Regions from separate parts of the Homo sapiens genome. Here region 1 is linked to region 2. A link is a loop called in an ENCODE intact Hi-C map of the cell type or tissue named here. Cell type or tissue: PC-9. All regions are shown on one strand. Each heading gives the region's core, and the rest is flanking DNA. Links, peaks and the distances in the headings are about the cores only. Region 1 has its middle 110 kb from the start of FEM1C. Region 2 has its middle 28 kb from the start of FEM1C.

What was found. Peaks named below come from ENCODE experiments on the same cell type or tissue, not always from the same donor. Only the 100,000 strongest peaks of a DNase experiment are listed, where the experiment ranks them.
Region 1: it touches region 2 in a loop (6-fold over the local background); 1 of 110 quality-filtered maps calls a loop at or near these places.

The regions. Positions count from the first base shown.
Region 1 is chr5:115,436,748-115,442,136 of GRCh38, forward strand. No RefSeq gene overlaps it. Among named protein-coding and RNA genes, the nearest start is that of FEM1C, 110 kb to the right of the region's middle. In PC-9, for the core only: no CTCF peak of the experiment used is centred there; DNase peaks (open chromatin) are centred at 2,494 and 4,254; H3K27ac peaks cover 332 bases.
Region 2 is chr5:115,513,930-115,519,318 of GRCh38, forward strand. No RefSeq gene overlaps it. Among named protein-coding and RNA genes, the nearest start is that of FEM1C, 28 kb to the right of the region's middle. In PC-9, for the core only: no CTCF peak of the experiment used is centred there; no DNase peak of the experiment used is centred there.

The DNA.
Region 1 (5,389 bases), core at 299-5,298, 77 kb before region 2:
TCAAATCCAGTAAACCATACACATTATTGTAGATTGCAATTCTATGGGTATGCTCAAAATTTATGGTTCTGCAAAAACCCTCCCCATAGTGATTTCCCACAGTCATTTGGACTTTGGCTTCTCTTAATTAATCACACGAATAACACCAGACTCCCATTCTCCCATGGCAACACTTACATGCGGTTAAGTAGAAGTCACCCCTTTTGAAGGAGTTAGTTCACCTTTCTCTCTGCCACTACTTCACTCTCTTATGTCACCATTTCTTCTTTGGGGTATTATATTTAGGAAAGCCTCCTCTGCTCTCAGGTTTCCTGAAACCTTCTGGGAGTTTTAAGGGTCTTGTATTAGTTAGGGTTTTCTAGAGCAACAGAACCAATAGGATAGATTAAAATATAGATGTATATATATATATTCTATATGTACACACGTATATGTACACATACATATATGCATATATACACACACATGGGGAATGGCGAGGAGAGAGAATGATGTCAAGAAATAAGCTTTTGCAACTGTAGAGACCGGCAAGTTCAAAATATGTAGGGCAGGCTGGCATTTCAGGTAAGAGTTGAGCTTGCAGTCCTGAGTCTGCAGGTTAGGAACTAAGGCAGAGTTTCTATGTTAGTCTTTAGACAGGATTCCTTGGACATGAACAGACACTTCTCAAAAGAAGACATTTATGCAGCCAAAAAACATGTGAAAAAATGCTCACCATCACTGGCCATCAGAGAAATGCAAATCAAAACCACAATGAGATACTATCTCACGCCAGTTAGAATGGCAATCATTAAAAAGTCAGGAAAAAACAGGTGCTGGAGAGGATGTGGAGAAACAGGAACACTTTTACACTGTTGGTGGGACTGTAAACTAGTTCAACCATTGTGGAAGTCAGTGTGGCGATTCCTCAGGGATCTAGAACTAGAAATACCATTTGACCCAGCCACCCCATTACTGGGTATATACCCAAAGGAATATAAATCATGCTGCTATAAAGACACATGCACACGTATGCTTATTGTGGCATTATTCACAATAGCAAAGACTTGGAACCAACCCAAATGTCCAACAATGATAGACTGGATTAAGAAAATGTGGCACATATACACCATGGAATACTATGCAGCCATAAAAAATGATGAGTTCATGTCCTTTGTAGGGACATGGATGAAATTGGAAATCATCATTCTCAGTAAACTATCACAAGGACAAAAAACCAAACACCACATGTTCTCACTCACAGGTGGGAATTGAACAATGAGAACACATGGACACAGGAAGGGGAACATCACACTCTGGGACTGTTGTGGGGTGGGGGGAGGGGGGAGGGATAGCATTAGGAGATATACCTAATGCTAAATGACGACTTAATGGGTGCAGTACACCAGCATGGCACATGTATACATGTGTAACTAACCTGCAAATTGTGCACATGTACCCTAAAACTTAAAGTATAATAATAATAAAGTAAAATTAAATAAATAAATAAATAAATACGAAGACAGCTAAAACCAGCCAATATAGGGGGAAAAAAAAAAAGAAACTTCAGTATCTGCTTTTGAGGCCTTCAACTGATTGGATAAGGCCCATGCACATTATTATTCTGTAGTGGGTGCTAATAACTTTATGTTGCCTTGGCATCTATTTTTAAATATAAGTTTAACTTTCTCATACCAGAAGCAGGCCTCAGTCACCGCTGATGTAGTTTCCAATACTATATCCCACCCAAACATTTCTAGCCAGCGGTCAGAGATAGAATTCAGGGGTATCTCTCCTGCCTAGCAGGCTGGGTTTCCTGCTTTCCCACTGCTTCCTGTAAACAGACCAATTAAATATTTGTCCATGAACTTAAAGTGACCACCGCCCAGTCACACTGTAGAACTAGTGCCTGTTTTCTGTAAACCCACCAGTTAAAGCTCCCCACAGGAAACCTTTTTGAATAATGCCCTGGACCCAATAAAGGCATTGGCCCACTGGTTCCTTCACTCTCTCTGTCTCTTTGTCTTTTCTCCCTGACCTCCATGTGTGTGTGGCCTCCACATATGCTGTATATTCTCCAGGGTCTGTAAGTACTAAAAACTTTACAACTGGCCAGGCATGGTGGCTCACTCCTGTAATCCCAGCACTTTGAGGCCGAGGCAGGTGGATCACTTGAGGTCAGGAGACTAGCCTGGCCATCATGGTGAAACCCCATCTCTACTAAAAATACAAAAATTAGCCTGGAGGGAACCTGGGAGGCAGAGGTTGCAGTGAGCCAAGATTCCACCACTGCACTCCAGCCTGGACTATGAAGCGAGACTCTGTCTCAAAAATCAATCAATCAATCAAATAAAACTTACACATGATTGTTTTGTCATTGAAGCTGTGCCTACAATCAAACCCCTGATGGCAAGGCTGCCTGAAAGGGACCCATGCAAGTAGATTCCCTCCTGGTGCTCTTTTGTCTGGACCTCTCAGTTGCTGGGGACAGTAAATAGCAACTAACTTGGTAGAGTTTCATTCCAAACAGATTAGTCTGCCTTAATAAAAGTCTCCCGAGTATAAATGTTAACCACATTTTTAAAGTACTTTTACAGCAACATCTAATAACTTAACTTTGGTCACACAAAAATACTTGAAACTTTTTCTTCCCTCCTCCCCCGTTTGTATATTTTTTGCCTTACTTTAAGATCTTTACCTATTATTTGTTCCTTAGCCACTAATTATAACTGTTTTTTACATTTTTTATTTTAAATCTTCATAATAAAGGATTGAAAATTGTACATAGCACCATTACAGCAATGGGGTATTCTGAGTTTTATTATAAATTTACCTCTACTGGTGAGTTTTATACTTTCATGTGTTTTCATGATAGCAGTTATTATCCTTTTGTTTCCAGTTGAAACACCTTCTTAAGCATGTCTTGTAAATCCAGTCTAGTGGTGATAAATTCCCTTGGTTTTTGTTTGTCTGGGAAGGCTTGTATTTCTCCTTAATTTCTGAAAAACAAATTTGCTAGAAATAAAAATCTCGTCTGGTAGGTTTTTTTCTTTCAGGACTTGGAATACATCATCCCATTCTCTCCTAGCCCACAATGTTTCTGCTGAGAAATCTTCTGATAGTCTAACATGAATCCTCTTATATGTGACTTGACACTTTTACAGCTTTCTCTCTTTGTTTTTTGGCTGTTTGATTATAATCTGCCTCAGAGAGGGTCTTTTTGAGTTGAATCTAATTGAGGACTTTAAGCGTCCTGAATCTGGATGTCCATATCTCTCCTCAGATTTGGGATTTTTTTCAACTCTTATTTTGTTAGATTTTCTGTGCCCTTCTCCACCCTTCTCCCTCTGACTCTACTATAATGCAAAAATTTGTTTAATGGTGCCTCGTAAGTCCAATAACCTTTCTTCATTCTTTTTTATTCTTATTTTCTTCTTTTTGACTGGGTTATTTCAAAAGGTCTGTCTTCAAGTTCAAAAATTATTTCTTCTGCTTGACCTAGTCTGTTGTTGAAACTCTCAGTTGTATAATTTATTTATTGAATTCTTCAGATTCAAGATTTCTGTTTGGTTCTTTTTGTAATTTCTTTTTGTGGAATTTCTTACTCAGATCATGAATTGCTTTCCCGATTTCACTGAATTGCTTGTCTGTATTCCCTTGTATCTTGCTGAGTTTCCTTAAGATCATTATTTTGAATTCATTTCAGGCATTTTATAAACATCCTTTTATTTGGGGTCTACTGTTGGAGATTGCTCCTTTGGAGGTGTCATGTTTTCTTGCTTTTTAATATTTCTTGTTTTCCTATATTGATATTTGCATATCTAGCAGAATTGTCACTTTTTCTAATTTTATGGAGTAGTTTTCACAGGGAGAGACTTTTTCTTATGGATGGGTCCTACAGTACTGGTTGGTAATGATACATTGGCTTTGGTTCTGGGTGGACTTGGTGGTGTAGTCTCTGTGCAGTTTCTTCAGCTATAATGTTTGTAAGTGATAGCTGTGATTGCCTCAATGGCTTAGGCTATGGGAGTTTATGATGACAGCAGCATGGTTTTGCTGGGGGCAGGGGTGTTGGGCTGGTTGTTGGGGTACACCAGCCAACAGTATAGCTGTCTTTTCAGGGAGCAGGGTTGCTGACACTCTGGGTGAGGCAGGCCAGCTGGCTGTGCAGCAACTTCCCCACACTGCAGGTCTGCCTGTTCCCCAGGGGTGCCTTTCAGGTTTGGATGCCAGGGTCCCATTCATTCTGTCTAGCCTCTGGGCAGCTGAGGTCATGATGATTCATACACCTTTGTGAACTTGATGGAATGATGGTGGAGCAGAGAGAATCAGTGGCTACTGGCTGCCAGGGCAAAATGCAGTCTAACAGTGGTCTCTAGCAGTGGGTCTGCTTTCAAGATGGTGCCATGACACAGCAGCTTAGGTTACAGAGGTTACAGGATGCACAATGTGGGCTCCTATTCTGAGGCAATGCATTTACATGAACTCCTGGCAACTGTCCAAATGGGATTTGGGCCTGTAAGGATTAGGGGACTCTTCTATAGCAAGGACCACTGGCGTCTGTGGTAGCAATGGGGACCACAGAGGATCTCCAGCTCACTTTTTCCCCATAAGAATCTGCTCCCCACCACCCCCTAACACCAGGCTGCATCTGGTAGGGAAGACAGTGTAGCAGGGGCAGGGAGCCGTGCTCCCCTCTTTATGGTGCAATCTGGGAATTCTGTGCTTCACAGGTATATTGTTGCTCTGCTGGTACTCTACAGCATCATTCCTCAGTCCCTCCAGTCAAAATACAGTCTTTTACTTGTTTTCATCCCCTTTTGTTGGGGGACAAGTGCCAGGCAACTCTAGTTTGCCCTGTTGTTCACATTAGTCTCCCACTTACTCTTAAATGTTTTTGTCTCCTGACTTCTGTGCTACACTCCCATCTAACTGAAGCTGCTCACTGGAGATTTCTTGACGACTGATTAGTTATCAGATTCTCTTGGGGCCACACTGTCCTTGGCTTTCAGCTGCATTTGGGGTTGTTACTGCGTCTTTCTTCTTGGCTCTTTTGCTGATACTATATTTTCAGGATACTCTTCTTTATCTGACATCTTAAATGCAGGCATTTCCCTAAAGTTTTATCCTCAGTTGAATTCTCATCTCCCCCACAATCTTCTTACAAATTTTATCTACCCTTGGAGGTTCCAAGATGGCCAAATAGGAACAGCTCCAGTCTACAGCTTCCAGTGTGAGCAATGCAGAAGACGGGTGATTTCTGCATTTCCAAGTGAGGTACCGGGTTCATCTCACTGGGGCTTGTCAGACAGTTGGTGCAGCCCAAGGAGCGTAAGCCAAAGTAGGGTGGGGCATTGCCTCACCCAGGAAGTGCAAGGGGTCGGGGAATTCCCTTTCCTAGCCAAGGGAA
Region 2 (5,389 bases), core at 285-5,284:
AAATTGAGGGAAAAGCTGTCTGAGTGAGACAAATGTAGTTTAACATACAGTTTCCACTTTCTCCTGCCCTCAAAAGAAGAATATTAACGGAAATAGTTTAGGAAGAAGAAAACGTTTCCCAAAAGGAAGGAGTGGGTTGCAAGTAATGAATAGTGAGTGCTATCAATAAAACTGGTAAATAAGTACGACTGAGCACAAACTAAAACAGTAACAACAAAATGAGGATGGGAGGAGGATGAAAACCAAGGTGAAACAAACATCTGTGATCTATAACAACGTGAAAAATTAGTGCAAGATGTTAGGACTTAAACCATTCCAAGGTCTGTGTTCTGTTAAGCCTGTATGCATGTTCTCTTAGTTTCCTAGGGCTGTTACAACCAATTATCACAAACTTGGTGGTTTAAGTAAAACAATAAATGTATTCTCTCACAGTTGTGGGGGCCGGAAGTCCAAAACCAAAATGTTAACAGGATAAATTCCTTCTGGAGGCTCTGAGGAAGAATCTGTTTCATGAATCCCCTGGCTTCTCGTGGCTGCCGGCAATCCTTGGCGTTCCTTAACTTGTAGCTAGGACTCCAGTCTTTGCCTCTGTCTTCACGTGGCTTGCCCCTTTGTGAGATTGCCTTCATGTGCCCTCTCCTTTTCTGCCTCTTACAAGGAACCTCATCATTGGATTCAGAGCCCACTCTAATCCAGGATGACCTAATCTTGAGATCCTTACCTTGATTATATCTGGAAAGACCCTTACCCCAAATAAGGTTATATTCTAAGGTTCTGGGTGGACATATTTTTTGAGGACCACAGGTCAACCCAGTGTTCATGTTAAGAATGTAAAAGTAGCTACTAAAAAGGTTTTTCTAAAAAGTAGAATGTATACATTCTAAACAAACAGAGAAACAGAAATCTCCTTGAAGGTAGGAAAGAAGAAATAAAAGCATGGTGAATCATAAACCAAAGTCCAAATAAATTAGAAATGATTTTACATGCAAACAAGTTAAAATGCAACTGTTAAAAGACAAATTCAGATTAAAAACAAGACCCATGCATACCATTGCTTCTCTAAATATTCACAGACGTGTTTCATTCTCTTTAATACCTTCTTCAGTGCCTTAGCTTAGCAAGATAGAAGTACGTTTTCATTTGATTTGTGTCCTCAAATCATTTTCACCTGTGACATTAAGCTCAGCCTACAGAGGTTACAGAATAGAAAAAAGTCCCTTTCAAGCCAAATTTCTCCTTTTCAGGTGGTAGCCAATGAGTTAATTTTTCTGGAGCAGCTTTACAATTTTTTATCTTTGAAGTACTTTTAGATGGCTTAAAACATTAGTAAAAGGTTAAAGCTGTAGGATTTATTTTTCATCCCCCACTCATGTTTATTCTTCTGCCAATTTCATGTCTTAATTACCAAAAAAATTCTTTGAAATTCCTGACTACAAAGAACAACTCTTTTTACCAAACCTGTAGACTATGACTGATTTTCAGTCATGGTGAGCACGAATTCTGAATGCACAGCACGGGTCAATTTTAATGAGTTCAGAATTTCTTCTAAAAAGTCATTTGCAAACATACACACATGCACATCCAAACGGTAGCTCTTACAATTTTATCTAAGAAAAATTATGGGTTTCAAAATAAGATACAAAATACAAATTTTGAGCACAATGATGTAAAAAAGATGAAGAAAATTTCATCCATGGACTAAATGGACTTTTCCCCTAACCCCCATCTTGATGAAAAGATGCAATAGCCAGCTAGCCCTAAACAATGTGAACTATGTTTGTTTGTTTTTTTTAAGTGGACAATGAATATAGAAGCAATTTTAATTCAAGACCTACTCCAATTCTTATTAAACCTAAAAGTCAGACTAATTCTCTGCCCTTCAAAATATAGTTGAAAATTAGCTTTGTTTGCCTCCCCCAAAATATTGCTCTCTTCGATGGCAGGATTCTATAATTCATCTTTATATACCTGACTCACTGCATAGTGCTTGATGGTCAATAAATTTGTTGAATGTGCAAATTTACACAATAAATTCCCCCAAAACTGATTTCCCTTAGGTCATAAAGACTCTTTCTCCCACACTTTCACAACATTAGCAGGCCACAAGAGTTTATGTTCTGACAATCTGACCCCACATTATTCTCTGAACAAAGTAGTTCAGGCCTAAAGAAAAGTCAATACATTCAATCCACAGCCCTATGAGGTATTATGAAAGTGACCAGCAATTCTAACTCTTATTTTGGTTTTTAGAACAAATTAAGGTATTTTATTATTTAAACATGGAGAATAATTTTCTTTTAATAAATTATTCCCTTTTATTAAATAAGTTACTTTTAAATAAAATTTAAAAGATAATTAAAAGACATCACTTCATCTGTAAGGCCTTACTCAAAATGACAGGAGACAAATTTCACAAGTTGAAAACTTTGGATTCTATTTTAGTAATCACTGCTACATTTTAAAAATGAGCTAGAGCTGGGCACAATGACTCTGGAGGCTGAGGCAGGAGGATCACTTGAGGCCAAGAGTTTGAGAACAGCCTGAGCAACATAGCAAGACTCCATCTCAAAAAAAAAAAAAAATTAACCAGGCATGGTGGCACATGCCTGTACTCCCAGCAACTTGGGACTTGAGCCCAGGAGTTAAAGGCTGCAGTGAGCCAAGATGCCATTGCACTCCAGACTGGGTGACAGAGCGAGACAACTCAAAAAAAAAAAAAAAAAAAAAAAAAACCATTATAAAGTGAGCTAGAAAGTCAAGTAAAAGCAGTGAAAAGATACTAGAGTTAGACTTGTTGAACAATTGGGTGAGACAGAAAAAAGAGAGCAATTTTAAGTGATAACGGACTCTATTTTAACTGCCTCTTATACATTTCCTTGTTTTGATGGAGGCGAGCTATAGCTGGTAATCAGAATCTTATGTCTCTCTCTTTGCTACCTATTGAAAAACAGTCATTTAAGAAAATTTTTGTTGGGAGAAAAAAGGTGCTGCCTTAAGTAACTTTGGAATATGTTTTGACTGGATACTGTAAGGTTAAAGATGAAAAGAAGTGTACTCCAGTAGGTAAACTTATTATACATATTCTAGGTTAGCAATTCTGCAACCACTTTATTGTGTACTAGGGCTGAAAAAAATAGAGGCATAACTTATAGATAATGAAAGTTAAGTTCCTCACTGGCAGAGAAAGAAGTTACAAATAAATGAAGGGGAAAAGCTAGAATGAATCCTATGGTGCTGGATTAGGAGTTACAGATATCCATATAGACTCATTTTTAAATATATACAGAAATATACAGAAATCATTACAGATATGTGTGTATACCTATGTTAGTAAACATTCATGTATTTCCTAGCTCTGTTCACTGAGGTCTAGAAGCCATGACATCCCAGTAACAATAAGCGCATTCAGCACTCAAATCTTGGATTGTAAATAACATCCTCCAATAAAAGGAGCAGGGCTCTTTGGAGAAATGACTGATTCTAGGGCTGGGCAGAGAAAATAGAAGATCAGCCTGGAGCATCGTGGTAGTGCCAGAAAGTAAAAGCTAAAAAGAAAAAAAATGGGAGCATGTCAAAAAGATATGGCTCCCAATGGCCAAAGTTGGAACAATTTGAGCAACAAAACAAATAATTACAGTACTGGATAGTACGGCCGAAAAAATAAAATACGTATCTACAAGTCTACACTGAAAAATATCTCCCCTACATTAGAATTCCAAATAATGTATGTAGAAACCCCTCCCAAGAAAATGGAGCTTAACTCCCCTCCCTGTGAGCACTGTTGGACTTACTGACTTGCTTCCACAGAATAGAATATGAAATGAGAAAACAGTAACTTTATAATGGAGAAACCTGGCACATATCATTTTAACCAAGTGATCGAGGTTAAACTTAGCAGTGCTACGTCACGTCGATATCATGTACATATCGATATGAGAAAGTTACCTCACTTCTGTGGTATTCTTCCGCGGAAAACTATAATCCCAGTATAGTCATGACCCAAATTAAGGGACGTTCTACCAAATATCTAACCAGTACTCTTTAAAAATGTCAAGATCTGTAAAAACAAGGAAAGACTGATAAACTGTTCGAGTAAGAAGGCATGATTAAATACAATGTAGTGTCTTAGATTGGGTCCAAAACCAGAAAAAGGGCATTAGTAGAAAAACTGATGAAATCCAAATAAAGTCTGTAGTTTAGTTAATAGTGTTGTACCAATGTTGACATCTTAGTTCTGACAAATGTTCCATGCTTAAAGTATTAACATTAGGGGAAAATGAATGGTGAATGTAGGAACTCTTAACTTTGCAACTTTTCTGTGAGTCTAAAATTACTCCAAGGTTTTTTAAAGTTTTGGAGTATTTAAAGAAATCTAAACGTTCTACAACTCTTACTAATTTGTGTATTTTATCTATAAAATAAAAAAATAATTTTCATAATTCAAATATATCAACATGTTCAAAGTCAGTGATACAGGAAGAGAACTAAATACAGCCATGTGTTTCAGTCAACAATAGACTGCTCATACAATAGTGGTCCTCTAAGATTATAATGGAGCTGAAAAATTCCTATCACCTAATATTTATTACACTGCACTTTTTATGATTATTTTAGAGTACACTACTACTTATTTTTTTAAAAAAGTTAACTGCAAAAACTTCCTCAGGCAGGTCCTTCAGGATGTATTCCAGAAGAAAGCATTGTTAACCTAGCAAATGACAGCTCCCTATGTTATTGTCCCTGAAGACCTTCCAGTGGGACAAGATGTGGAAATGGAAGACAGTGATATTGATGGTTGATGAACCTCACCTTGTGTGGGCCGAGGCTAGTGTGTGTATCTGTCTGTGACAAAGTTCAACAAGGAAAAAAAATTAATAATAGAAAAAAGCTTATAAAGATATGCTTTTGTACAGCTGTACAATGTGTTTTAACTGATATTACAAAAAAAGTTAAAAAGGTAAAGTTCATAAAGTAAAAAAGTTATAATCAGCTAATTTATTATCAAAGAATTTATTATAAATGTAGTATAGCTGTGTAGTCCAATGTTTATAAAGTCTACGATAATGCATAACATTCTAGGCCTTCACATTAACTCATCACTTCCTCACCAACTGACCCAGAGCAACTTCCAGTCCTGCAAGCTCTACTCATGGTAAGTCCCCCATTTTTTTTTTTCTTTCTTTCTTTTAAACAATATTTTTACTGTACTTTTTCTATGTTTAGATACACAAATACTTACCATTGTGTTCCAATTGCCCAAAATATTCAGTAACTTGCTATACAGGTTGGTAGAGTAAGAGCAATGGGCTATACGATATAGCCTAGGAATGTAGCGTAGTAGTCTAGACCATCTAGGTTTAAGTACATTCTAGGATGGTCTCACAATGAC